Linked DNA regions of Homo sapiens: region 1 is linked to region 2. Evidence: read pairs that join two places in POLR2A ChIA-PET (ENCODE). Cell type or tissue: OCI-LY7. All regions are shown on one strand.

Region 1 (2,500 bases), 140 kb after region 2:
AGAGATCCTACTGCTTTGGTCTCCCAAAGTGTTAGGATTGCAGGCATGAGCCACCACACCTGGCCAGCTGTGGTTTTTCACAGATGCTCTTTATCAGGCTGAGAAGTTCCCCTCTATTCCAAATTTGTTGAGTGTTTCTACCACGAAAGGATATTGAATTTTGTTAAATGTTTTCTTCTGAGTCTATGAGGTGATCATGTGTTTTTTGTCCTTTTTTCTATTAATATGGTGTATTATTAGGATGGTGCAAAAGTAATTGCGGTCTTGGCCACTACTTTTAATTGATTTTCAGATGTTAAATCAACCTTGTGTTCCTAGGATAAATTCCACTTGGTCATAGTATATAATCCTCTTTATATATTGCTAGACTTGCTTTACTAGGGTTTTGTTGAGTTAAATTTTTTTTTTTTTTTGAGACAGAATCTCTCTGTCGCCCAGGCTGGAGTGCAGAGGCGCCATCTCGGCTCACTGTAAGCTCTGCCTTCTGGGTTCACGCTATTCTCCTGCCTCAGACTCCTGAGTAGCTGGGACTACAGGAGCCTGTCACCACCACTGGCTAATTTTTTGTATTTTTAGTACAGATGGGGTTTCACGGTGTTAGCCAGGATGGTCTCGATCTCCTGACCTTGTGATCTGTCCGCCTTGGCCTCCCAAAGTGCTGGGACTACAGGCGTGAGCCACCGCGCCCAGCCTTGTTGAGTACCTTTATGTCTATATTCATAAGAGCTACTGGTCTGAAGTTTTCTGTGATATTTTTGTCTGGCTTTGTTATCTCACATTAGATTTCTATTGAATGGTGCTCTTCTAATCTCTAATGTGGTAGCTTTTTTTTTTAAATAGAAGCTGGTATTTATTAACTTATTTATTTATTTATTTTTAATTTGCAACTCCACTCTGCAACTCAGGCTGGAGTACAGTGGCATGACCTTGGCTCACTGCAATCTCTGCCTCTTGGGGTTAAGCGATCCTCCTGCCTTAGCCTCCCAAGTAGCTGGAATTACAGGTGTGCATTACCACACCTGGCTAATTTTTGTATTTTTTAGTAGAGACACGGCTTCGCCATGTTGCCTAGGCTGGTCTCAAACTCCTGGACTCAAGCAATTAGCCTGCCTCAGTCTCCCAAAGTGCTGGGATACAGGTGTGCACCACCATGTCCAGCTAATTTTTGTATTTTTTGTAGAGATGGGGTTTTCCCATGTTGCCCAGGCTGGTTTTGAACTTCTGGGCTCAAGCAATCCTCCTGTTCTGGCCTCCTAAAGTGATGGGATTGTAGGTGTTAGTCACCACGCAAAGCCCCATAGACATTTTGATGTTGTAGTTAGTAGAGGGCAGTAAAGAAGCTATTGGCCAGGCAAGGTGGTTCACACCTGTAATCCCAGCATGTTGGGAGGCCGAGGCGGGCAGATCACCTGAGGTCAGGAGTTTGAGGCCAGCCTGGCTAACATGGCGAAAGGTGGAAGGATAACTTGAGCCCAGGAGTTCAGGACCAGCCCGGGGAACATGGCAAAACCCCATCTCTACAAAAAATACAAAAACTAGCTGGGCATAGTGGTGGATGCCCGTAGTCCTAGCTCCTCAGGAGGCTGAGGTGGGAGAATTGCTTGAGCCCAGGGAGTTGGGGCTGTAGTGAGCTGTCATTGTACCACTGTACTCCAGCCTAGGTGACAGAGCAAGACCCTGTCTCAAAAAAAAAAAAAAAAAAAAAAAAGCTTGATGTATTACCTTGGCCAGGTCAAGCTGACGAACTTTGCTGGACACATTCTCAGCCAGGTTGCAGGTAAAGGTGATCATTCCAGCCAGCTGCTTTGCATCTCCCTCAATCAGCTGCAGATTAGGACTGGAGAAATACATTGTTAGCATACACATAACGATAGGGCAGAGAAGAGACAGAAACTTTTTTTTGCATATGGACACTATGTCTTCTACTTCTTTCATACCTACCTGTAACTCTTAGCTCAGTTTGCTCTATACTCAGCTTTTTCTCAAGAACGTTTGACTGTAAACTCAGACCTATACCTGATAAAAAATTAACTCTTTTTTTTTTTTGAGACGGAGTCTTGCTTTGTCGCCAGGCTGGAGTGCACTGGCGCAATCTCAGCTCACTGCAACCTCCGCCTCCCGGGTTCAAGCGATTCTCCTGCCTCAGCCTCCTGAGTAGCTGGGACTACAGGCGCGTGCCACCAAGCCCAGATAATTTTTGTATTTGTAGTAGAGACGGGGTTTCACCACGTTGGCCAGGAGATGGTCTTGAACTCTTGACCTTGTGATTCAGCCTCCCAAAGTGCTGGGATTATAGGCGTGAGCTACTGCGCCTGGCCAAAATTAACTTCTAAAACCAATAAAGACACACCTAAATAGGTACAGTCAAAGAACTAGAGAACAAATTCTCTCAATTGCTAAGTGAGCATAAGATGCACTAACCAGTACCATGTGAGAGGATGGTGAGATCAAGGAACAATTTTTGTTTTTGTTTGAGACAGGTTCTCACTCTGCCACTCAG
Region 2 (2,500 bases):
CTGTTGGGGAGGGGGCTCTATTAGTGGTTTGAGAGCTTCACAGAAGCCTTCCCCCTCCTAAACCTCCCCAGCTTCGAAGGGGGAGAATTCCACCAGCAGCCCCGTCAGGGACCTAAGCTGGGTTCAGCCATGCAAGCAGCTTCCAGGTGGAACCCCGGCCGCGAGCTTCCCAGCCCTTCTAGAGCGGGAGATGGAGAGCAGGGTGGAGGCAGGCGGCTTGCGGCGCGCAAGTCTCCTCTTCCCCGGCCGGCTCCCGGCTGCGAGCTCTGCCAGCTCAGAATTTGCAAAGAATCTGCGGTTTGGCCACCCACGGCAGCTTCAGCTTAACCAAAGAATGAGCCCCAGGCAAAGTTACCCCCAGGCAAGAGGCGATGGGTGGAGGAGGAGGTACATGCAGCGGGCAGCCGGGCCCATAGCCAGCCTCCTTCCGCCGTGCAGCCCCCTCCCCAGGGGCCAGAGCCGGCCGAAGACTGGGGGTAGGGACGGAGTCGGGGGACGGGATTTTTTTCCAGAGCAACAGGTAGGCTGGTGAGGAGGCCTCCGGCCCAGGGAGAGGCGCTGAGAAGGCTGCGGGTGAACGGGAGGGTCGAGGGCACACGTGAGTGACAGCACCTTGCACTGAAGGGGACAGGGCTTCCTCGAGCTCTGCCCTGTCCCCTCCACCTGTCCGGAGTTCGGCCCGGGAGCACCCCACCCCGCAGAGGGCGCCACTCCCGGCTTCCTGGAGACGCAGGAAGCCCTGGGGGCGCAGCCATCCCACAGCGCGGCCGAGGTGGGACTGGGGGTCCCGCAGCGACCGCTTTTCTTTGGTGGGTCTGCACGCACCTATCCGGGCAGGCGGGGAAAGGGGCCGGGCGGCCACCTATCTCCTGAGGCCCGCAAAGACCGCCCGCTCTCCTCCAGGTCTGGCCAGCTACTAAGACGATCCTCCGCCCGAGGCTGACGGAAGTGCTTCGCCGAGGCCCGCGCCATGCTCTCCTCCTCAGAAAGCGTGAAAGAAAACCCTAACCCAAAGCATGAGGGAGTGGGGATTGAGCGGCCGCTGGCCCGCCCCCGAAGGCCATTGATTGGAGGAGACTGGACACAGCGCCGGAAGTTTTCCTTGAGTCACATGATTGGCTGGGAGAAACAGAAGCTCCGCCCGACCGCAGCGCAGATTGGTGCCAGGCCCGGCCGGTCCCCCAGTCTCGTGATTGGCGGGGCACAGCAGACGCCCCTGGGCTGCAGCATGATTGGTCGCGGGTTGCTGGTCCTGGGTCCCGGGCCGGAGCCCCGGTGCCCGATAGATGGGCCGGAAGGGTCGCGGCGAGGCCCGGCTCAGTTGCCCCGGTAGACTTCGATCTTGCTGGCCTTGGCCAGCATGTCGATGATGTGGGCCTCGAAGTCCGCGTCGTGCACGCCAGTCTTCCGGAACTCGCCCGCGTACCGGTTGTTCTCCCAGTAGTGGTGCCAGTTGCCCCGGCTGTCGGCCCCGAACCCGTACACGTTCACCTGCGGGGAAGCGCAGCGGAGCGTCACCCCAGGCGGGGACCTGGAGGATGGCGCGGGGCGGGCTCGGGATGACAGGGAGGAGAGGGGACGGGAGGCCCCGGGGAGATGCAGGAGCCCCCAGGCCTGGCCTAAGGACATGGACTCACATGGGGACACCACCTTCCCTTTGCAGCCCTTGCAAATTCCTCCTTTTTTTTTTTTTTTTTTTTAATGGAGTACTTTGATCAGCACCACTCAGTGAAGCACTTGCCGGGCCTCAGCCCTGCTCTTCATTGCAAGGCAGCCCTGGCCACTGGTGGAACGGGTTCTCTGAACGACTGAGTTCCATTTTTACACGAAGTAGGCCTGGGGCTCAGAGCTGGTGGGGGCAGTCGTCCAGCTGAAATTCAACTACATACACTCTCCATTCTATTTATGTTTTTTTTTCTTTTCTTTTTCAAGACAGCGTCTCATTCTGTCGCCCAGGCTGGAGTGCAATGCCGCTATCTCGGCTCACTGCAACCTACGCCTCCTGGGTTCAAGCGATTTTCCTGACTCAGCCTCCCGAGTAGCTAAGATTACAGGCGTGCCCCAACACGCCTGGCTAATTTTTTGTACTTTTAGTAGAGATGGGGCTTCACCATGTTGGCCAGGCTGGTCTTGAACTCCTGACCTCAAGTAATCCGCCCGCCTCAGCTTCCCAAAGTGCTGGGATTACAGGCGTCAGCCACCGCGCACGGCCAATAACTTTTTAATGAAGAGATTTTGGATTTGGTAGAATCATGAAAGCAGAAACGTTTGGGAAAGGCATATCTATACTTTACAGCCTAGAGATGGGGGAAACCAAGGCCACATGGATTCTGCCTACAGAAGCACATTCCTCTGTTAGCCTGCTAAGACCCGAGAAGGCCTGCACTCCTCTGTTCCATGGGTTCCCACCACCCACACCACGGGCCTACCCACCTCATCACACACATGCAGGGCAAAGAAAAGCACCAGCATCCCCGTGGAAGGGTACCGCCCGTGATGC

The links. ChIA-PET counts read pairs that join two places held together with the same protein. Peaks named below come from ENCODE experiments on the same cell type or tissue, not always from the same donor. Only the 100,000 strongest peaks of a DNase experiment are listed, where the experiment ranks them.
Region 1: POLR2A ChIA-PET joins it to region 2 with 13 read pairs; 28 of 35 experiments call an interaction of 5 or more read pairs at or near these places.

What each region holds. Positions count from the first base shown.
Region 1 is chr16:70,515,904-70,518,403 of GRCh38, forward strand. It overlaps COG4 (component of oligomeric golgi complex 4), which reads right to left. Exons shown (of 19, transcript NM_015386.3): 3 at 1,723-1,837. Among named protein-coding and RNA genes, the nearest start is that of COG4, 6.4 kb to the right of the region's middle. In OCI-LY7, no CTCF peak of the experiment used is centred here; no DNase peak of the experiment used is centred here.
Region 2 is chr16:70,380,372-70,382,871 of GRCh38, forward strand. It overlaps ST3GAL2 (ST3 beta-galactoside alpha-2,3-sialyltransferase 2), which reads right to left. Exons shown (of 7, transcript NM_006927.4): 6 at 2,434-2,500; 7 at 1-1,491. The coding sequence ends at 1,318. Among named protein-coding and RNA genes, the nearest start is that of DDX19A, 35 kb to the left of the region's middle. RefSeq lists enhancers at 891-1,060, 1,091-1,150. In OCI-LY7, CTCF peaks have their summits at 675 (motif pointing right) and 874; DNase peaks (open chromatin) are centred at 310, 690 and 1,100; H3K4me3 peaks cover 1,944 bases; H3K27ac peaks cover 1,844 bases.